Linked DNA regions of Mus musculus: all the other regions are linked to region 2. A link is a loop called in an ENCODE intact Hi-C map of the cell type or tissue named here. Cell type or tissue: heart. All regions are shown on one strand.

The links. A loop is a pair of places that touch in the nucleus more often than their neighbours do. Peaks named below come from ENCODE experiments on the same cell type or tissue, not always from the same donor. Only the 100,000 strongest peaks of a DNase experiment are listed, where the experiment ranks them.
Region 1: a loop joins it to region 2, with 8 times the contacts of the local background. A loop is called at or near these places in 28 of 42 quality-filtered maps.
Region 3: it touches region 2 in a loop (1.9-fold over the local background); 2 of 42 quality-filtered maps call a loop at or near these places.

Annotation. Positions count from the first base shown.
Region 1 is chr14:64,450,011-64,458,010 of GRCm38, forward strand. It overlaps a transcript of Msra not described here. Among named protein-coding and RNA genes, the nearest start is that of Msra, 13 kb to the left of the region's middle. In heart, a CTCF peak has its summit at 3,987 (motif pointing left); no DNase peak of the experiment used is centred here.
Region 2 is chr14:64,198,201-64,206,200 of GRCm38, forward strand. The region is part of intron 5 of Msra (methionine sulfoxide reductase A); the gene reads right to left. Gm52129 (a long non-coding RNA gene) reads left to right here and starts at 1,153. Exons shown (of 3, transcript XR_003951176.1): 1 at 1,153-2,195; 2 at 2,818-2,954; 3 at 4,956-8,000. In heart, no CTCF peak of the experiment used is centred here; DNase peaks (open chromatin) are centred at 1,751, 3,811 and 5,051; H3K4me3 peaks cover 693 bases; H3K27ac peaks cover 2,743 bases.
Region 3 is chr14:64,333,833-64,341,832 of GRCm38, forward strand. The region is part of intron 1 of Msra (methionine sulfoxide reductase A); the gene reads right to left. Among named protein-coding and RNA genes, the nearest start is that of Gm52131, 24 kb to the left of the region's middle. In heart, no CTCF peak of the experiment used is centred here; no DNase peak of the experiment used is centred here.

The DNA of each region.
Region 1 (8,000 bases), 250 kb after region 2:
GAGCATGCAGAAACCTTTATCATTGCGTTTTGTTCTTGCTGTTCTTGCTGTTGTTATTGTTGTTTTGTTTTGCAACCCCCATATGATGGGGTTGTGACCCACAGTTTAAGAAGTTGGGCTCACCACCTCCAGCAGGAAGACAGGGCATCAAATGAGGGAGGGGGGCATCCCACAGTCACAACTCTGACTCATAATTGTTCCTGTCTGAAAGAATTACAGGGATGGAAATGGAGAGGATCCAGAGGAAAAGAGGGTCCAGCGACAGGTCCAAAGTGGGATCCAGCTCAAGGCCTGACACTATTACTGAGGCTATGGAGCGCTCACAAAAAGGGATCTAGCATGAACGCACTCTGGGAAGACCCAACAAGCAGCTGAAAGAATCAGAGGTAGATAGTTGTACCCAACCAATGGACAGAAGCAGCTGACCCCTGTTGTTGAATTAGGGAAAGACTGAAAGAAACTGAGGAGAAGGGCAATCCTGTAGGAGGACCAGAAGTCTCAATTAACCTGGACCCTCGAGATCTCTCAAACACTGGACCACCAAACAGGCAGCATACACCAGCTGATATGAGGCCCCCAACACACATACAGCAGAGGACAACCGGGTCTGTGTCCATTCAGAGATGATGCACCTAACCCTCAAGAAACTGGAGGCCCCAGGGAGTTTAGAGGTCAGGAAGGGTGGGGGTTAGGGATACCCACATGGAGGCAGGGGCGTGGGGAGGAGGTATGGGATGTGGAGCAGTAGGAGGGTGGATGGAGGGGTTTGGGAGTTGGATAAAATATGGAGTGTAAAATAAACAAATAAATTAATTAATTTAAAAAAGAAGAAAAAAGAAAAAAGAAAGATGTTGGGCTCAAAATGGATTTATCTCATTTCCTTCCATGGTTTCCCTAAGTCCAGAAGAAGCACATGCATGCTCACCTTACTATGGGTCTCCTCTGCAACCTACCTTCTTACTCCACAGATAGGAAGATCTCGAAGCTGAGCTCCAGGCATGCGCATGCGCTGTCAGCAGACACTTCCCCTGGGAAAATGCGCTTCTCTATTACAGCAGCCGAGGGCAAGTCTGGTTCCATCAGCTTTGAAGGAAAAGTCCTAGAGACCTCTTCCTAAGGCAGGCCATCTATTCCTGTACTCTGTGGACACGACAACTTCTGGATAAACTGGCAGAACAGTTGGGTCCTCCCCCAATTGTATAAAACTCTCTTTTGGGAGACGGAAGATTCTGGAAATTAGAAATTGGACCTAGGGCCTCACACATGCTTGGCAACTGCTCTACCACTGCCCCCACCCCCTAAATGTCTTTCATGTGGGGAGTCCTTGATTGCTCTCAGCTCCAAGTTTTGAGTTATCTTGGCAACCTGCAGGGATACATTCTGTTACAGAGCTGTCATATAGAGTCACAAGGAAATAGGACTGAAAATAAAAAAAAAATTTTTAAATCTGCACCCCACCCCCACCGTGTGTGTGTGTGTGTGTGTGTGTGTGTGTGTGTGTTTGAACTGTGTCTAATTTGCTTCTTTTTAATTTTGAAACAGGGTACACTGGATAGTTTTATGTCAAGTTGGTATAAGCTAGAGTCATCAGAGAGGAAGGAGCCTCAACTGAGAAAACTCTCCAGAAGATCAGGATATAGGCAAGCCTGTAGGACATTTGGGAGTGGTGGTGGTGGTGGTGGGGTGCTGTTCATGACAGGGTTTCTCCCTATAGCTATGGCTGTTCTAGAACTCACTCTGTACACCAGGCTGGCCTCAATCTCAGACTTTCCTGTCTCTGCTATCTGAGTACTGGGATTAAAGGCCTATGCCACAACCGCTTGCTAGAACATTTTCTTAATTAGTAAGTGACCCAGGTGGGGAGGCCCAACTCATTATGGGTGATAATAATCCGGGGCTAAGAGTGGTCCTGGGTTCTTTAAGAAAGCAGGCTGAGCAAGCCATGAGGAGCAAGCCAGTAAGCAGTACCCCATGGCCTCTGCATCAGCTCCTGCCTCCAGGTTCCTGCCCTGTTTGAGTTCCTGTCCCGACTTCCTTTAATGCAGAAGTATAAGTCAAACAAACCGTTTCCTCGCCAGCTTGCTTTGGTCATGGTGTTTCATCCACTAGTAATCCTGACTAAAACACAGTCTCGCACTGTAACCCTGGCTGGCCTGGAACGCACTCTCTAGACCAGGCTGCCCTCATACTTAAGCTACCTGCCTCTCACTCTTGAACACTGGAAGGAAAGACGCGAACTACCATGACTGGCTGCTTTGCATTTTCCCATCACGTTTTTCAATTTTAAAATCTCCCAGAGTAAATACATAAATGCTTATTTAACAAAATAAGTCAGTGCAAAGATGAGCCGCGGCATCTTAGTAAAAAGGACAAGTGAGCAACCTACTTCAAGCAGCGTCTGGTTTTCTTGCAGCCCCACAGGCCATCCGACCTTGCTAATCTTCATCGTGTTAGTTTCCTCGAAGCTGGAAGGGAAAGATCAAATTTCCACTTCAGGTTTATCAAAAATTCTTATCACTTCAGATGAAATCAATGCTTTAAGTAGTTAATTGTCCAATTTTAGTTTACGTTTCAAAGGGGATCCGGTGCTCTGTTTCAGGGAGTTTGTTATGCTCAGTTCTCATTAGCAAACACATATTTCTAAGCTGATATAGCAATAATTACAGGACATGTTATGCTCTCAGCTTTATGAAAGACCCTTTTCTGATTTTCCTTCTACCTGATTCAACTTGTTTTTCTTTGCTTCCCTCAGTTAGGATCTTTGCAGGTAGCCCAGGCTGGCCTGGAACTCTTGACCCTCTGACCTTCGCCTCTTGAGTGCTAAGATTGTTGGAGTATGCTATCCCGCCAGGCTTGCTTCAAGTTTTTAAAAGATCTGATATTGAAGAGTTGTAAAGGACTACCTTAATATGCATAATTCCACTTAAACAGTGTTTGTTATGCAAACATGACAACCTGAGTTCAAATCCTCAGCTTCTACCTAAGGAGATGGGCATGGCCTTCACATACAGCTATAGCCCCAGCACTGTAGTGGGTGGAGACAGGGGAGCAATTCGGCTTGTGCCTACTGGCTCGGTGAGAAATCTTCTCTCAAAGGAATATGGCAGACAGTGATAAAACAGATATCCAGCATCCGCTCCCGGCCTCTCAGCGTGCCCACAGGGACGGAATTACTGTTAACCAGGCTTATGTGTAAGTCCTTACATAGCCAAATAAGTTTTCCTTAAATGGGCATATCTCAAACACTTTACATGACACCAAATATTCAAGGTAAAGAAGAAAACAACCATTTGAACGCCATCTACCAATGGTTTGTCTCTTTCCAGATGACAGTGCATTTAGGCTTATTTTCAAATGACCACAGTGACTTCTTAACCAAATAACTTCAACTCTGGTTTTGGTATATGCAAGATAAAGCACAGCTTAGTTGATAAATATTGTGGTTACTTACAGTGTTCAGTTTAATCTTACTTATGTCACCTATAAATTATCTGCAGGAATTTTCTAGACCACAATTGTCTTTCCACCAGCACTTCTTCAAACGGTGATCTTCCTTCAGGAGCACAAAGAGAGAAAAATCCATCTCTGCCTTGCGTCTTCCATACATTTCTCCATGTCTAGCAAGCTGAGTTTCGGGTAGCATTATGTTTCCACAAGCCGCTCAGAAAGCTTAATTGAGACTTAAGCGCTCAACAAATATTTGTGGAATTAAATTGAGTTTCAGTGATTATTCTGTAATTCTTAAAGCATGGAGACGTTAGAAGGTTAACCAAAAAAAAAAAAAAAGTGTTTTCAGTAAAAAAAAAAAAAAAAATCTGTCTAAACCCATCGCCGACGTCAGGTGATAATGAGGAGTTGCTGTTGGTTATTAGAGGTTCGTTAAAGAGAACCTTTCGATTGTTCTCCAGTCGCTGCTTTTTAAAGTCCCAGATTTCTAAGCTGTCTCGGTTGGAGATAAATTCACTTCCTTAAGCCATCTGGTGGCTCCCACCTGTAACTACATCATCTATTCAGCAGACATGCCCAATGCGGGTTCTGCCTTTACAGGGCCATCTCTTACAGGGTTTGTTTTGATGAACTGGTACCCAAGGAATGCATAGGTATTAAAATTCCAAGAGAAATCTTAGTGGTTCTAATCTCAGGGACACTTTAAATAAGAACAACATAGCAAAGACCATTGGTAATGGGATGAGTGAAAGCCTGTGAGTGTATTCTATTCATGAACTGAGGCAAACCGTACCGAGTGTTCCAGGAGTGTGCCTCCGTGTCGGGGTTATAAAACACTAGCATGAGGAGACCTGTGTACTCAGGAAGCACAGTCCAAATGACGACAAAAGCAGCTATGCTCGGTGATGGTGAGACTGTATGTATGTGCCTTGGTCGAGATGGGAAATCTGCCAGCTGCATCTCTTTCACCCCACACTCGACACCTATGGCTGTCTCCTCCGAGGAACATGCAGCATACACCAGAATAGACTTTCTCTTTTAGAATCAGCTCGTAAGACAACCGAACTGCAAGTGTGTTGTACACACTGACATCCCACCTTCCTGACCTTCCACAAAGCCAAAAATATTTACATCTCTGTGTAACGCTTAACCCTCAAGGTCACGATGATGCCCCTGAACTGAGTCATGTCTGGGAGACCAAGGACTCTTGTGTCAATAAACAAGCTCGCAGGGGCAGATCTAACTTAGCCAAATGTTCAGAGGCCAGAGGACAAGACAGGGGACACAGAATGGAGTCTTACCTACAGACGTCACCCCTACAGAATGGAGTGTTGTCTCCCAGAGAGAGAAGTCATTCCAGCCTTGGGAAGGCCAAGGAGGCTCTGAAAGGCTTGAAGCCTGAGGCCATTTCAGAACAGCAGATAGACTTCCACAGCCTAGAACAGGAGAGACTTAGTTAATATCACACAGGCAAACATAAGGATAAAGTATAACAAAGCAAAATCCACTTAGTAGCTTCAGGAACCACATCAGGCAGGAAGAATGCAATAAAGCCATGGCTGGCTGCAAAGTTAGACAGGAGCCAGAGGGGTGGCACATGCCTGTAATCCCAGCACCTGGGAAGCAGAGGCAGGAGGATCAGCAGTTTGAGGCCAGCCTGGGCCCTGTAGTGAGGTTACAAACAACAACAACAACAAATAGTCAAGGGCTTTGTGACTCCAGGGACTGTGGGTGGCTGACATGCTCAAGGATGTCCCACTAGAAATGGAGCCACTAAGCAACTTTAAATTAGGACCATAGTATAATGTCATAATTGTTAGAAGCAGATACTGCATTGAAAGGATGCAGAAAAAGACGTAGAAAGCCTGCTAGGGTACCATGCTCCAGACCAGACTTTATGAGGGATTCCAAGTGAAGAAGCAGCGACAGAGCTGCAGACATCATTGAGCAGAAGAGCAGGTCTTTGTAACTAGGACATAAAGGATTTGGCATAACCCTAGGGTTGTAGCTTAGTGGAAGTGCTCTTGCCTATATGCTGAGTCCTGTTCCAGAAAGAGAATATAGAAAAATTTAAGATAATTCCCAGATATATGGTCTATAGACCAAGGGTGGGGATGCTTCTGGCTCCTCCGGGCATTTTGCTCTGAGAGACAACAGACTGGGGTAGACAAGCATGAAGAGCCACAGAATTAATGAGCATAGTGCTGGGAGCGGTCACATCAGTGCCCCATGGGGCAGCACTAGTGCACCACAGGGGGTAGGCTGTGCAGGTCTCAGACACTGCAGGAGGTCAAGGCAGAAGATCTCGACTTGGAATGGATCAAAATCAAAGTTATGGGAGAGGGGAGAGCTCATCGGTAACCCAGCCCCTGCAATGTTCACGCTGAGATGTGTGCAGCACAAGTCAGAGGAAGAGACCCACACCCTCCTGTATGACCAGGGCGTTCAGATAACCCAGTGGACAAGTGAAAAGCTGAGCATCTTTTACGGCGCCTAGAAATGACTGTGGATCAGGGCGCGTGGGAGGCTCAGGGAGGGTGCAGATCCCGAGTCACAAGGATGCTATGGAGAGTTCTAAAAATAAGAATTTGCACTGTGTATGTCTGACTGCATGAGCATCCCGTGGCCAATCAGAGCGATTGTCATCCTCACCCTGAGCCGGCTGCCACTTCTCATCTTCACCCTTGACTAGAGCACTGAGCCCTGGACCCAGCCAGTTAGGGATGCAGATGAGAAGGGACTAGGAGCCTGCAGATGTGGAGGTGAGAAAAATATGCCTCTGTCTTTTTCTGGCTCTCTCACACCACAAGGAAATCCTATTCAAAGTCTCCCTGGGGAAATAACAGCATGATCCTTCAGCTGGACCTTTAAATTAAAAGGCTACCTGATTCTTTATGGGGCGAGAGGATTGTTTCTCTTTCATCAATAAGTCAATTTGTCCCCTCTTGTCTCCCATGCTATTGCATTTTAGAAGAAATTCATTCCAGTTAATATGAAAATGAGAGACCAGAAATTACGAAGGACGCTTATGGATGGCATTGTAATGATTCACCCACCGACTCTGTGTGTTACTTGAGGTTTTGATGATACACTTATTTTTCTGTCATTTAAATGCTCTCCACATCCATCTGCTCATGGAACCAAGCTCAAAATCTTAGCATTATACAGAATGTACTAATGGCAGCAGCCTGAGCCCTCTATTAATATTAAAAGCTTCATGTCACTTTCAGAGAATCAGTAGGGACTGTCTTAAAGGGTGGAGTGATGTCCATACAAGAATAATGTCATCATGAATGTGATCCCTTTAAGGAAATAAAAATCTCAGCCCATTGGGTCAGCTGTGGTTCACTTTTACACACTACACACGCATGCACACACACACACACACACACACACACACACACACACACACATTCTGAACTAACCCTAGATAGATGGATAAACAAAAACTAGAAACTTTCCAAATAAGATCAGATTCTCTTTTGTTTTATGAAACACCATCTCACATAGCCCAGGCTGCCCACCAACTTGCTGCATAGTCTAGGCTGGCCTTGAACTCTGGTTCTCCTGCATCAGCCATCTAAGTGCTGTTGTGAGCCATCATGCCCACCTCCAGATTAGACCAATCTCTTTCAGTAACTTGTGATTAGGGCCAGAGAGGTGGCCCCACGGGTGAGTGTTTATCCTCCCTCCGCCTGATGGCCTGAGCTTGATTTCTGAAACCCAATTGGCAGGAGAAGAGAAATTACTTCCTTCAAATTGTCCTCTGGCCTCTACATGTATGCTGTGGCATGAATACACACACAACATGTGAGTAAATTAGATGCAAATTTTTAAAGTTCGACAACTAATAAATCTTTTTTTTTTCAGCATTATTTTGGTTGTTCTTTCCTGTTCTTGATAGATTTCAAATGAATTTTCACTTTTTTTGAGACCAAGTCTCATTATGCATTCCTAGATGGCTTGGAACTCATCAAGTAGCCCCAGGTGGCCTCAAATTCACAGAGACCCAACCTGCCTCTCTACCTCTCCTGCGTGCTGGAATTAAAGGTGTGCGCCACCACACCCAGCCTGGGTTTATCAGTGTTCCTAAAAGTTCTCTGATGTTTTGGATTTCCTACCTATAGGGGTAGGGGATTGGCATCTGTGGCTTCCCTATCTATTAGCAACCCCACTCCCCTACCCCTCACCCCACCCCCACCTAGGTGAATTTTAGCATTTCTTTATGGAGCTCTACATTTGAATGCTATCCATTCATTGTTATTTTACATCAGCTTACCACACTTAAAATATGTCCAAAAGAATAAGTCAGGGCGCTGTTTTTATTGGGACACTTAAGAAATAGGAACATTTCTATTATGGCATTTTTAAAATCACAGGCTACAGTAGTCGTCTTTTGTTATGAGGAGATGGCTCCTTCTGCAAACTGTATTTTAGTTGCTTTATGGAAGTACTCACAAAAATCTTAATGCAGCCACAGCAAAGGTAGCTTTTTTGAAGAGCACAGCCTTTCAGATCAATCTAATTTCCTACTTGAACAAGGTAACTGACTG
Region 2 (8,000 bases):
GCTGGGTCACCTAATTTCCCTTCTACCTCAAGGTCTTATTAGTCTTGCTCCAGAAACCCACAGCCCTGCCATCATAACAAAGGATGTGTGCATTTGTGAGGACCACTTTGCAAACTGATGTAGCCGGAGAAGGGCACCTTGCTGCATACTAATAATGCTTTAATCACATGGTCCTGACGTGGCTCCGCGGGGAGAGATGAGCAGAGATGAGCAGTTTTTGCTGCATCCCAGTGTGACTGAAGAAGCCTCGGTTTAAGGAAGCAAAGGCCATGAAGCATATGATATCACCAAGAAAATCATAATGCTATATGATATTATGCCAGAAAAATTAACCACTTTCAAGAAGCCAAAGGAACCTGCTTGAATGTAGATCAACACATAGTGAACTGGATGCTCTTCTTTGTTGTCTGATAATAGTCTTACTGGGAAGGTCTTGCTTGAACATGACCTGGGCTGCTGGAGAATTGGCTCACCCTCTGATGGCATGTGGATGTCACAAAGGATGTGTGAGCATTTTTTACAAACATAGGTGATTGATCTCAACAGTGGAATCTGTACCCACAGCACAGCATGTTCAGTCTAGCTTTGTTTGGGGTGCTCTGCACCCTATTTTCTTGGCTCTACCTGTGAACAGTGTCCAGGACCTGCCTCAGGCCTTCTACCAGAAGAAGGACACAACAGGCCAGGATGGACGTTTTTTGTCTGTCTGGAGAAGATGTTATTTCCCATTTTGCTCAGGGAATACCTTGAGCCTAAAACAATAAACATAGAAATACCTTTAAGTTTCTGGGCTCTGTCTAGAAATTCATCAGTTTTTAAGAAAACATGGGGAGAGAGAGAGAGAGAAAGAGAGAGAGAGAGAGAGAGAGAGAGAGAGAGAGAGAGAGAGAGAGAGAGAGAGAGAAACAACTTACATATTTAATGAAAGACTAAACATAGCCTTGTAATTTATCACATGAGGGACAATTTTGGGAATCAGAGCAAAAAGCTACACAAGGCAGTAAGTGGCTGAACCCCATTGAGGGCCCCCCTCTTAGAGTGGAGCTTATCTAACTTGTCTGTGTGGCTCAGCCCAACACTGTCTTCTTTCTCAGTCACTGGCTCATTTACAATAGGTATTGAGTTAGGAATGGCAAGTATAAGACACCCAGGTGGTGGTTTTCATTAGTGATATCATAAGGAAGACCAGAGAGGAACTGTGTGGCCAAATTCCAGATCAGGTTTTGGGGTCACAGGGTCAGGACAGGATAATCACAGCTCTGAAGCCAGCAGTGGTTCCAACTGCCTGGGTACATTTGGAGATGGCTCCAGTGTGTGAGTGTGGGGGATGACTTTGCAAACCATCCCTTTGCCAGGAGCTTACTGCAGTAAAACTCAGCCCTCTTCTAACCTGGCACTGCACCACCAATAGGATCTGGGAGCTGAATTCAGGCCCCTGAATTCACAGCCATGGTGCTGAGAGCAATAGGGGCCATCTCTGATTTTGAATCCCAGTTTTACAAAGTACTACAGCCCAGAGCAGACATCAGCCCACTCTGCAGAGCACAACCACCTTTGTCCTTCACTGGCCTGCCTCCCACTTGAGGCAGAAATGAATGACCTTGACCTCAGCTCCAACCCGCCAGTGCAGTGCACACAGCTCAAGTGGGGTCCTCGTGGCCACCATGGGTGACTGTGCTCACGGCCCAGCTGCTCACTGGCAGGGCTGCAGGGCGCAGGACCTGACACTGCGGGCCTTTTCTCCCTCCTCCACTAGCAGCCAGTGGGCGGGCTTGCTCCGCCAGCTGCCATGGCAACGGGAAGATGGCTCTGTGGTGCCCAGAACAGATGTCACATGGGCCGCTGTGCTTGTGTTGGGGGTGGGGAGCTTGGGGGGGGGGGGGCACCAGGGGAGGGGCTGCGCCTTTGGAGTTAAATGGCCCCACCAGAGGGAGTAAGTCACATTTGGAAGGGAGTGCAGAGCAGTAGAATCTATTTTCTTTCTTGTCCCCGTCCTTTAAGTGCACTAAACGTACATGCACAAACACAAATGGCCTTTCATCTCCGCTCCTGAGGTGCTGGAGGCTCGCAGCTTTCTGGGCGGACATGAAAGCTGTTATCTCTCCAAGCCTCAAATGAACAGTGCCTCGGTGGCCCAACCTTGAGCAGGCAGCCCTCTGTTGTCTTTAAGGGACTGGCCGGGAGGCTCCATTCGGGTGAGTCCAAGGAACCTAGAATCATGCAGAGCAGAGACCAATCAAGGGGAAATTGAAAGGCAAACACACTGGGTTCTGTGGGCAACGACAAACCCAGCTCCAGGCTCCATACGCTTGCCGCTGAAATGAAAGAGTCCCTATGTCCCCTTCCTCCTCCCCATGGGGTCTCTGATCATATCACGCCAAAGGCCATTTTATACAGACTAAACTGGGGCAAGGCTTATAAATCTACCTGTCTGAACGCAAAGGCTCTTTGTCCCTGGAATAGATCTATCCTGGTCCGACTGCTGTATTAAAAAATTTCCACTGCTTTCCATTTCTCCTATACAGAACTGATATATATATATATATATATATATATATATATATATATATATATATACATTAATATGACAAATCCATATTCATTGGTAAGATAAGATATTATGTGAATACTAGGAAAATGCCAGGCATCAGTGGCCTATTTTCCTCTCTGAGACTCCAACCTCAGACCATGGGAACTTGGAGACAAGGGGGTGAAGGTATAGGTGCTATCTTAATCAGATGCATGACAGTCATTGCATGTGTGGGAGGATGGGGAAATGCTACATATAGTTATGTTGCACTGGGGTTTAATTCACAGGACCGGCGTGCTCAGAGCGGCTGCTTTGTGCCAAGGAATGCCACAGGGAAGAGGGGGAGGTGAGCAAAGCCAAGAAGATCTCATTCATCACCAAGAGGCAGAAACAGCACAGAAACTCTTATAATGGGTCTGATGAAGTGAGTGTTGCAAGCAAAGCATTATGGGAATGTGGAGAGGCAGGCTCTGAGAGAGGTGTCCTGGGGTGTGAAGAGACAAGTAGGAAGAATCTGGAATTGACAGAGCACCTGTGCTGTGACAGACATGTTATATACACAGCACACCGGATGGATCACAGAACTCCCTAAGAGGCAGTCACTGTTTTTATGTCTTTTTTTTTTTTTTTTTTAAATCAGGAAACCCATGCTTAGAGTGGTTTACAGTCCAAGGTCATTCACCAAGGACACAGCCATGCTGCCCTGTGTTTCTGCCTACAGACCGACAGAAGACGCAGCCCAGCACAGAACGCAGCTGCAAGCGTATCTGTCATTTTCTGATCTTCACTTAAACGGCAAGGTTCAGAGATCATGGGTTTCAAACAGTCCCTGCAGCTTACCTAACACACGTAAACACATAGCAATTAAAAGAAAAAGAATCGTTCATCTGGATGTAGCCAAAAATCTTCTCATGGATTACAATGGGTGCTACTGGGACTTTTCCATGTTCTTGAAAGATGAGTGGGGGTGGCCCCACAAACTGTATTCATTCATTTAAGCATCACCCTATGTTACTAGGGGGGTTTTTGTGTCTATACACAAAATGACCCATCTCCCAGCCCAGAAAGATTGCTGTATTTTAACAACAATCTGGCCTGCACCTGAGATCCTCAGGCATTTGTGGTTCACCTGAATGAAAAGCAATGATCAAGTGTGAATGATTGCCTGACAGTGCCCAGTTCTGTGCAGCTCTGGGAAGCTGCCCCTGCAAGCCAAAGTCCCCCACAGAAGACTAGCTTCCTTGACACTGCAGTGAAAGTCAACAACCACCAGGGGGCAGTAACACAAACCAGATATTTTTCCTCCGGGCCTGAATGTGGATGTGCCCGGTTTAATGCGTAAAGCCCATTATTACAAGCCTTTCCTCTCCCCACCCCCTATTAATGAACAAATGCCCAGGGGTAATGCAGAGATTTCTAAATACAGTGCAAGAAAGGGCAATCTGTACTCATACACAGGGAGTCTAACATGCAGTAATAAGTGGAAATGAAAATAATCAAGATGCAAGTGAGCCATTAGGCTAAAGAGCTAGCCCTCTGTCTGGCTGCAAACACAGAAATGCAGATGCCTGGCTCGCAGAAACGGGCATTTTAAAAATATTTATTTCACAAGTTCCTATTTAGAGTTCATAATACTATCCATAATTACAACCTCCGAGCTCCAAGAGGGGGTCTAACAAGAATTCCATATCTAGTATAGAGCACAGAGAGGGATGGTTCTCTCAGCCTAAGGTAAATGCATGAATTATTCAGGAACTTCCATGGGCATTTTAAATCATAACTTTGTGCTGTAAACAATAGCACACGTTAAAAAAAAAAAAGGTAAAAAGATGAAGAGCTGTCTAATCTCCAAGCCATAAAACAGCTACTGACACCCACAGTCTCCTAATGGTTGCTGTAGCGTTCCATAGGAATCCGTTGGCGTACTTACAGGTTTTAAACATAGCAGCAGAGAGAATATAATAACACGGAACCTACTTCTTCCCTGGGAACAAAGAATCCGGGATGATTCTGCCATTTTCGTGACAAAGGGAAGATTACGCAGTCCTTTCTTTTAAGTTGTTTGGAATTTGGGGCCTGTGGAAAAGGTGACAAGGCCACTGCTAGCAGCCTAGTCTCCGGAGTCACCCCATCACATCCCAATATTCATAACCTGATAGATTACACAGCTATTATCCACGCAACATGGCTGAAACACACGTGGAATTCTGAGTCAACTGACCATAACCCTCTACATTTTCTATTGAGGTTGTTCTGGGAATGAAAATGTACCCCTCTGGGCTTCAGTTTCCTAGCAACAGAGGTAGGAGAACAGATCTTGCCCTATGCCCTTGTGTGGTGTGAAGGTCATTCGGCATAATGGGAGGGAAAAATGTTAAGAACCCTTGAGATTTATGAAGACTCTCAGTGTGTGTCTTCTCTCCAGTTCACAGGAGGAACTGGAGCTGCAGAGACGAATCCAAGGTCACGTAGGTGAAGCCAGAGCCAGGGCCCCAGCTGGCTCTTCTCATCCAAGGCTATGATTCTTCCCTTCCCTCCTCGGAGCTGAGCACACACAACACAGCTGTCTCAGTCTGCTCTGGAAAAATACCTCAGACTGGAGGCACACAGCAGGACTGTGGACTTTGGTAAAGGGCAAAGTATAGCAAGGCAGGTTGTATTGCAAGGCCCCTTCTCCTGCCTCGTAGATGTTTAGGTTGTGTTTACACATCTTCCCTGAACACAGGAGTAAAAACAGAAAGTAGCCCCCTGGTGCCTACTGCCTTTTCTTCTAAGGACGAAAATCCCTCCGTGGGAGCTCTATCAGTATGACCTCATCTAACCCAAATTACCCAGATCAAAAACCATCACACTAGGGGAGGAGAAGGCTTTAGCAGAGGAGGTTCAATGGAGAAATCCCAGAAATATTCAGCCCATAATAAAAGACAATATGACGGACTTGTTCATCTCCCCATCTCTTTAATTTAGGTCAACAAATATTCGCAGGGCATGTGCTAGGAGCCAAGCACAGTTGCAGGCACTGTGGACACAAAGATGAATAGGAGACCCTGAAAGGATGGCTTAGGACAGAAAATGTCAGTATAGGTCCTAGGAAATTCCCTTCAGGGTAGGGTTTGTGTGACTGGTGAGCACTAGGGACTGTACAGGGACTGGTCGGTTACAACCTTCCCAAGAACTTCTTTCAGACAGCTCTGCTCAAAACAACTACAGTATGAGTCTGGATGCTAATCAGTACATAATTAATATTTGATAAGGTAATTAATTTATTAATTTGCTGGGGAAGAGAAAGAGATAAGTCATTTTCAGCCTACAGATGCCTGGAAGGAGCCACATAGGATCTGCATGTGCCTCATGGGATGGGGGTGTCACCAGTCCGGCTGTACTCTGGTAGTACTGGCATTGTGGAATAATTATTGCATATAATGGATTTCTGAGTTGAGGTGGCATAATTTAAGCTATTTTGGGGGTTCAGAAACTAAAAGGACTCAGCTTCAACTTATGTATATTGGATCACTACATGTGTGATATAAATGCACATGCATTAGATAAAAGAAAGGAAAATAGAAATATATGAAATGTCATTTAATTCTAATAGCAAATCTGTAGAGAAATTTGTTACCCAGAGAAATTAACTCAAGCTCAAACATACTAACTAAGGCAGTACTAGAACATTCTTGCAAACCATCCAAATGTTAATTTGAAAAGAGAGAGGAAGGAGAGAGGAGGGGAGGAGAAGAGGAAAGGAAGGAGGGGAGAAAGGAAAGAAGGAAGGAAGAAGAAAGAAGAAGAAGAAGAAGAAGGAGAAGGAGGAGGAGGAGGAGGAGGAGGAGGAGGAGGAGGAGAAGGAGAAGGAGGAAGAGGAGGAGGAGGAGGAGAAGGAGAAGAAAGACAGAAAGAAAAGAGAGAGAGAGAGAGAGAGAGAGAGAGAGAGAGAGAGAGAAAGAAAGAAAGAAAGAAAGAAAGAAAGAAAGAAAGAAAGAAAGAAAGGAAGGAAGGAAGGAAGGAAGGAAGGAAGGAAGGAAGGAAGAAAGAAAAAAGAGAGATTTCTTTTACAAATATTCTTCCAGCTGTAAGGATTACTTTTGCACTCTGTTTTCTGGTGTGCAACCACATTTTAGGAGTGAAGGTCTTCTTTGAAGGTAGAGGGAATAAACATGAAAATTCCAATCTCCTTGCAAAAGCAGATAAAGGCCACAGACAGTCATCCCTGCAAGGACACCCCTGTCCAAATCTGCACTTCTTGGGTATCCAGAAATCCTACAGCTTCACTCAAAGGCCCCAGGCCTTGGTAGGGAATTGCACGGTACACTGTAGACATGATGAGAGGGACTGTTACTGGATGATAGCGTGATGGTTGCATGGAGTCTGGGAGACCAAGCTAATGGCTGGGTCTCAGACATACACTAGATAGGTCATGGCAGAGTCAGACACTAGAGAGGGAAATGGTCCGGATGATATTTATGATGGCCACTCTGGCTGCCCTGTGTAGGCAGCTCTAGTAACAGAGAAATAAAAAGTTCATTGGCCCAGGAGCAGATGGTGGTACATGAGTGATGGTGGTGACTGTGGCTATGACAGAGAAGCAGGTACATGGGAGCTATACTCAAGGGCAAAATTCAGACATTGTGGCTTCAGTGTAAAATGCTTCTCAGAGGCTCCTGTATTTAAATGCTTGGTCCTTGTGCTCTGAGGTAAAGCACGGCTTTAAGAAGTGAGCTCATAGCCGGGCGTGGTGCTGCACGCCTTTAATCCCAGCACTCAGGAGGTAGAGGCAGGCGGATTTCTGAGTTCGAGGCCAGCCTGGTCTACAAAGTGAGTTCCAGGACAGCCAGGGCTATACAAAGAAACCCTGTCTCGAACACCCCCCCCAAATAAAAGAAGTGTGCTCGTGGGGGTAGGTCTTGAGGTCCCTCAGCCCCACTCTACTTCCTGTCTTTTCTCTGTTTCTTGACTGTGAAGGCAGTGTGATTGGCCACCTCATGGTCCTGCCACCATGCCCTCCTCACTAGGATGGGCTGTGTCCATCTTCAACTTCAAGTCAAAATAAATCCTCCCCAACCCTGACACTGCTTCTGCTCAAGTCTTTTGCCACAGTGAGGAGGACAGAGACTAATGCACCTGGGCAGCCTGGTAATGTGGTGACAAGGGGCAAGTGAGCACAGGGATAGATCCACAGTGGCTCCCAGGGTGCCATCAGTGGTGGGCACAAGAAGCCAGGCACTTGCATATTAAAGAGTCTTCAGTCTATGGCTTGTTGTGTGGACAAGGATATGGAAATAAACAAGTGGGTACACTTCTATGCAGGGATCTGGAAGCCATGGGGATTTTTAGGTCCATGAACCTGTGTATCATTGTATAGAGTTAGCATTTATACTACACAAAGAGCAAGGTGGCAGAAGCTTCATTGGTAGCACAGGTGGGGAGGTTATTTGAGAATACAATCTTTCCATCCCTCCATCTCTGTCTCTTT
Region 3 (8,000 bases), 140 kb after region 2:
ACCATCTGGACCTTTATAGGAATTGTTTGCCAGCCTTGTCCTAGAGCAGCTTGTGAGGAACGTGAGGATGTGATGTTGGGATGGGAGTGGGTCAAGACTCCACAAGAAGGACAAGTCCTCATGGACAGGGCTATGTGAGAAAGGACTGAAGCACAGAAGTCAAATTCGGCTCACCATGCTCATAGCCAGTGCAGTACTGGTCCATCACAAAGGGAGCATCAGCTGGACCCACAGCGGGGAAGGGTAGAGTGCTCTGTAGCTTTGAGTATGCAGCGCTGGTGAGCTCTGGTCCCACAGAATGTTGCCTTTGTTCATGTGACATCTCTGAGCTTCACTGCGCTCATTGTGAGGAATAACTGGGAATAAATATCCTTCTCTCCGAGTCAATGTGAAAAGGTGAGAGGATGGCCCATGTGAAAGAACTCAGTGCTAGCAGCAGGGTTCAGCTTTGAAAGATGAGGGAGGGGTTTCCATAGGAACATGGGTCACCAAGTTAAGGAAAGAACTGAATGTCAATTCAACCTGTAGTCAAGGGTGAAGACATCCTTGGTTGCTGAGGCAGAAAAGGCTGTTAAAGGACTAGGTCCTGGCATACAACCCTTTCCCTTCACAATCCTCCCAGCTCTCTGCACCCCTTCCTAATGACTTCCCAAGATACCCATGAATATTCCTTGGCCCATCATAGTTACTAAGGATTAAACTTTGCTCACAGCTCTTACAAATCCTCCCATGGCATCTTCAGAACATCCATTCTGAGTCATAAACAGGATTTCTATCTCACTTCCATCTACCTGTCATCAGAGCACCTGACCTACTAGGTTGCCCTATCCCTCAACATGCTCAGGTAACATCCTAGATCATCCAGCTGCTGCTGAAGACTGGAATGAAACTCCTGGGACTTTGGAGAATTTACAGTGAATCCCTGGTCTGGCATGCTGATAAACCACCCTGCAGCCAACTGTCTACCCCAAGAGGACTGGCATTCACTGAGGGTAGCGCCATCTCTGGAGATGTAACTGGCAGGGGCTGTTCAGAAGGCAATTGGCAGCCCTTTAATCTTGAGATAGAAGGTGGCATGGCAAATGTTGGGAATGTTTATCAAAAGCTGGAGGAACATGAGGAAAGAGCAGTTGAGAGGCAGGTCTCAGGCAACAAAGATAGGAAGAGCACACTTAGCCACTGCTTGTCCTCGTGTCTTATTCAACAGCATTCACTTCTCTGCCTCTGTTAACCTTCCTTTCTCTTCCTCCACCAAGTAGCTGATGGTGTCAGGTGACACTCTCTTCAATCTGACCTTCAGATTTACAAAGAGAAAACCCAGCTGTGGGTCCTAGTGGCAGGTGTCCCTGCTTACATGACAGAAAGCTTGTGAGTGCTCTGACCTATCACTGTATAATTCTGATGCTAGATCTCTCCATCTATCAGACACCATCCTGTTTAATATACCAGGGTTGCTATGTGGGCTGGGTAAAAAAAATCAGACCTAATACTCTCAGATAATCAGGCAAACCTGTTACCCATAGCTGTTTAAAAGGGGTCTTAAAAAAAAAAAAAGACAGGTTATAAAGGAGAAGAACAGGGAAGCATTTAAAAATGCTAAAACCTTTCAAATCCTATGTAAGCTACACCCTTTATCTTCAACTTGAAAAGAGGAGGGAAAGAAGAAAGGGTAAGACACCCAGCCTAGCCCCAGCTTGGCCACCTCTGGCTCTCTGCCCATCACTGTGACTTTTGATTTCTAAATCATAAACTACTTTTTATTTTTGCTCTGACCATGACTGTTTTAAGCCTTCATGTGTTTGGCCTGCCCTTGATTGCAGCCATACTGACCAACCCAACATTTCCATGACTTCTTTGTTGTAGTATCCATCTAAGCCATTTGTTGTAGTATCCATCCATCCATTAACAGTTGACTTTAGGCACTATGCAGACCTTGTGTCCTGACCCATTGTTCTTATTTAAGTTCCTGGGGATGAGGGCACAAAGTAGCACATGATATGATGATCTGTGCTGAGGCCTTCCTTTGTTAGTTCCCATCCCTGTCTCTAATGTTTCCAGCATCTGTTGTGATAATGGCCTAAAAGTAACATACTCATGGCTACAACACAGAAAGTATAAGATTTTAGATAAACTAAATTGTTTGATGATGGTTTGTAACATAGTGACCTCTGGTCTTAGAGGACACTATAAAGGAAAATATTAGATAGGCAAGGCTGCCAATCAGCTACTGAAGTGTAGTTAAAGACCTCAAGTCTATGCTTATGCTTCAAAGGTGTGCTGATGAAAAGAAGCAAAAAGAGAAAAATATCAGACCTCAGCTGGAGAAGCTTCAGCATACACTCAGTACCTGGGGTCTGAAACAAAGTCCAAGACAGGCCATTAATACAATCCATTTGGATGCAGGCCTGGGTTCAGAGTATAACAATGGTATATTTAAAGTATACAAATAAGGGGCTAAGAAGATGGTTCATTGGGTAAAGTACTTATCTTGCAAGCTTAAGAGTCTGAATTTCATCCCCAGAATTCTTGTCAAACAAGAAGCTGGGAGTGGTAGTGTTATGTATTTGTAATGCCAGCACTGGGGAGGCAGAGACAAATGGAACTCTGGGGTTCACTGTCCAACTAGCCTAGCCTACTTGTTGAGTTCCATGCCACTGAAGAGACTGTGTCTCAGGAAAAAAAAAATAGATAGTGCCTGAGAAAGAATAATAAAGGCATCTCTGGCCTCCACATGCAAGTGCATATATACATTTACTCCAAAAAAAAAAAGTGTACAAATGAATGGAAACCCTTGAGACAGAAATTGTGAACTCAAGACTGACCAACTTGAGGCTAGATAATATAACCCCTTCTGCCTATTGTCTGAAGGTCAAGAGGTCCAGCTCTACCTCAAAGCTGCTCTACCTCAAAGATGTCATGGCACTCCTTTAAATTACTTAGGTTTTGCCCCTAAGCCCTGAGGATGATCTAGTGTGCTCACAAAGGTCTTTTCTAACCTAATATTACCTAGAAGAACATTTACAATACACAGTCTCATCATATACAAGTCACTGTAGCAGACAGCCAGCAGGCTCAGATCCTGGTGGGACTCATGGATTTGCATAATCCTTTCTCCCTGAGTAACTGGCCTCTAAGTGATAGAATATGGCATTAAGGCAACCCCATTCCTGGAACTAAACAACAGAAGGCTGGAATTCCATCTCAATAGCTGACACTCTCTCTTGCATGCTTTGATGAAGCAAGGTAACACATTGGGAAAACCTGTGTGACAAAGAATTGAGGACAGCCAGCAGGAGTGAGACACTCAATCCAAAGCTCTTAAGAAATCGGTTCTGTCCCACAACCATACCAGTGAGCCTGAAGGATGACTTCCTGGGTGGAGCCTTCATGTTAAGACCTCTACCTTCCCTAACACATTAACAAAACCATGAAGGAGAAGGCCAGCTGAGTGTATCTAGGACCCTGAACCCCAGAAATTGATCATTTATGTGTTTTGTTTTAGGGTGCCAAGTTAGAATATAATTTATAAAACAATAGATAACTAATGCACAATGTTGTTTATATCCCTGAACTCAAAATCTACATCTTTGCTATTTATTTTAGATATTCTTGGATGTTCTATAAATAAAATGAGCAGTTATCTGGAGCTTGGCTTAGGAACCAGAAAGCTTGACTCCACTGCATAGCATCAAGGATAAAACAGGCTAGCCACTGAAACCTCTTGTCCATTCCTGCCCACACTCAAGCCTCAAAATGTTGGGGCTCCAGATGGAAGCTGTAGACAGGTCCATGTGCCAAGAAAAATAGCACTGCTCTCTCCATACAACTCTGATACTTCACTCACATTTCTGCATTTTGAGGAGTAAATATATTTTCCCACTTATCCCCCTCAAACAAAATGCACAGTAGTCCCACCCAGTCAGGTCAAGGTACCAGTCCTGTGGAGGAGGGTTGCTCACCTCATAAGCATAGTCGGTGGGTGAGAGGGCCCTGGTGAGCTTCTGAGACTCTTCCACTTGATACTAAAATGCTGCACTGGCTCTACCTGTGGGGCTCTGGATTGTGGCCACCTGTCACCACCTCCAGCAATCCAACTAGTTCTTTCCATTTCCTCTACCAATAACCAATGCCCTGACTCTACCCTCACCTTCTCTCTGGGCTTCCCTGAACCCCATCTTCATTGAGCAACATGAGCAATGGTTTTCTACAGCTCTACATCATCATTAAGATGAATTCTATGGCCTGTACCTTGGCCTGAAGTCCTTTCCAAAGGTCGGTCCCTGGCTGTTTTCTATCCATGTCTCCTTTCCCTGTTGCTCTCTTCTCCCTACCACACTTATTGTTACCATGTGAACAAACCAACATGTTACCCATGAGGCCTTTGCACTGTTGTTCCAGCTACCTGAGCATTCTTGCTGCAGATGATTGCTTCTCTCACTTCTCATTTCAAGTTTCTACCCAGGGATTAGCTCCACAAAGAAGTCTTCTCTGCCATGTCTGTTCCACAGCATCTTCTGCCTCCCTTCTCATACCTACTTTGGTTTAGTTTCCTTCATAACACTTGGTAATATTTGAAGCTACAGTATACAGTATACAGTACAGAAGGGAAGTTTCTGGCTCTGTTCGATCTCCTCCCATGTCCCACTGTGGGTGTAGGCTTACCTATTCCCGATACCTAGGATATTGTCTCGTTTTAGTGTTTGCTGCATTGACTGTGTATTTCATAAACAAATCCAGGAAAGAAGGCTGGAATTGAAAGTTATCAAGGTAGACCAAAAACAGGTCTGAGGTCAAGTTCAGAAGTCAGCTAAAGACAAGTGTATTTTTCAACCACTTGGGAATATTTGGAGGTAGTGAATAGCCAGGGAGAGTATTTAGAGCATATCTCAATCTTCCAGCTTCTTAAAACACTTATTTTCCCATTGTTTTCTTTAATGCAATCAACAGAAAAAACTAAAACATAATCTCCAACAGTGTCCAGTGCTAAACAAATATGTTCCATATTTGTGACATAAGGCAGATGTCTCTATAGACAAGGTGCTTGCAGTGAAAGCAGAAGAAGCTGAATTTGTCATCCTTGCACCCAGGTAAATGCTAGTCACAATGGTATATATCTGTAATTCCAGTGCTGGAGGGGTAGAGGCAGCGACAGATGGATCCAATGTACCTGCTGGTCAACCAGCCTAATCAAAACAGTGAGCTCAGGAAACTGAGATGAACAACAACAGAGGAAGACTCCCAGCATTAGCTCTGGCACACACACACACACACACACACACACACACACACACACCTGAGCATACAGGTAAGCACATTCTCATACACATGTACATATACACAAACATACTATACAAAGATAAAAAAGAAAGGGAGGGATGTAAGAAGGGAGGAATGTAAGAAGGGAAGGAGGGAGGGAGATTGGTTAATAGATCTAGTCTATGGCCCTGGTTCCTGGTACATAGCTCCTCAATTTCTGGATGAGAAGGGTAAGAGGTATATCTTATGTGGGGCAAAGCAAGTCTCCCCATCCTTGAGTTTATGCTAATGAAGTAAATCCTAGAAGACAGGGGCAATTGGGGGAGGATGCTGACAAGGAACCAACCATATAATTTAGAAGGCTAGAACTTCCTGTAGTCCTATCCCCAGACCTCTAGGAAAGACTGAGGCCAATGACTCGTGGTTGGCATCCACAATGGGATTGGGTAGTCTTTTGGAACTAAGACCTGATGTGTAAAGTCCGGCAGGAGCTCTGGGAACTTAGGGCAGGTCCAAGAAGAGCTCCTGGACACCCAGCCACTGTATACAGAGAATAGGGAGAATGCTTTGGTGTAGGAAATCCATACATTTGCTGTCAGAAAGGTTTCATGAATGTAGAATAAACAGGTCCCCCCACCTTAGAACGACTCGATAGTCATATTTCTGCATACTAAAAACTTCCTTGGGGAGAGGCACTAGTGCAGAGAGACCAGCAGGCACCAAGAGGCAGATGAAGCATCAATATCTCACTAAATCTCATGCCAACCCACAAAGTAGCAGGGCTCCCACCTTACATGTGAGAAATCTGCTCCTGAGAAATTTGGAATTATTTGAACCTAGAGCCAAACATTCCTAACTCATATTGCCCATGGTGGTGTATTCAGGTCTTGACCACAAACCATAAACGTCACCATAGGAAACAACAAGATAAGGCCAAGATGGACAGCAGACAGAGCATCCACTCAAAAAACACACTACTGCATCAAAACCAAACCTTTCTTCTCAGAAAGCCTGGAATGCACTGATAGGACACACATGCTTACCACTGATGGACTGTGACAGCCAAACAGAACAGTGGAGCTCATTCTACCCCACCTCCTTTCTAGAAAGAGGAATAGAACAATTCTCAGGGCCCCCAGGGAGCCTGGACCTCTTATCCATTATCTGCAGTTATTCTAAGAGACTCAAGAGTTGTGTTAGATTTTTAAAAAATGGATGATGATCCTATTTTATGACCATATTACTTTAAACACAAAAATAAGTCAATTTTCAAAAGATGAAACTGACCCAGTGGGGCAGCATGACACAGGATGGGTGATGACTAGACACAGTAAGTATCACAGTGAAATGGCCACTGCTAAGCAAAATTTTGGATAAAGAAGTTTCAACTGTCTCATGCCTCGGCATCCACAAAATGTCTAGAAACATGCAATCGGGCATTAACTCCTAAGAGCCATGTTCTACCAGGGAGAAAAACACACCTGTAGAAATTCAATAAACCCACAAAGAAGCAAGCCAATGAAAGCCTTCATGAGGACTGAGATGGTTTAGTTCTCAGCCACTCAGGTGAGGACCTGAGTTTGGATGCCAGAGGCTGTGTAAAGCTTGTTACTAGATATACTAGGCAGAAGGACCCCTGGACGCTCACAGGTCAGCTAGCCTGGTACGGGCAGTGCCAAATAACTGACAAGCCCAACAGCTGAGCTCATTCTCTGACTCCCAAACACGTCGTGACCTGTGTGTACTTACACTAATACGCACATGTGCATAGAAAAAAGCTTTTGTGCTTGGCATAGCAGTGGGTTTGGATTCTGTGTTACCATGTTCCCCTCAACCACCGAGCTCTTAAGCATCCCAACTTCATCCCAACCTTGAGAATCCAAGAGTTTTTAATTCACCATGACTCGCTAGTCAACTTACAGTGCTCTGTATTTCAACAACAACAACAACAACAACAACAACAACAACAACAACAAATAGCACATGAGCTCCTCAAGTGACTGTGGGCTCTGCCATTCCTTCTATACTGTGGTAGATTAAAGTGACTGTTGCCATCATTGGCCCAGCCACTCAGGTGAGTGTTAATCTATCAGCAAAGCACATAAGTTATGTCTTCATTGCTACTCAAGTGACCGTCTTCATATTCAGTGATATTTTCTGTGATAGAAAATTAGCAGCCTTGTAGTTAACAGGTTCTTCACACTGCTTTCATGCTTGGAATGTTATGATTGTTCAATGGCTGAGACTCGTTTGGTTTTTACTGTCTGGGTATGGGAAATCGAGCAAATCTACAGGGAGTGTATACCCCTGAGTCTTTGGATTTTCACACTCTCAGCTCAAGGACAATTCAGACATTTAAAATGTCATGGATAATTAGCCAGCCTCTTTATAAATAAGATTTCTTGCTCTGATAGAATCACGAAGTTTGCCAGCCTCGGGTATAAATGTACTCATTAGGGAGTGATCAGATGTTCTCTAAAAAGTTGTTTGTGTTTCTGCAAAATGGAGCTAGGCAAAATGGTGGACAGGACACAAGCCAAGAGGTGGGAGGCCAGGGGCCAGACGAGGGAGAAGTTGGGATCTAGACCTAGAGGCTACCAGGATCTAGGTCTAAAGTTGCCCAGAATCTAGAACTAGAGATACCAAAGTTCTAGATATAGACATGCTTAGGATCTAGACTAAAACTATACAGAGACTGGGTCTAAAAGTATCTAAGGTCTATACCTAAAGGCATCTGGAGTATC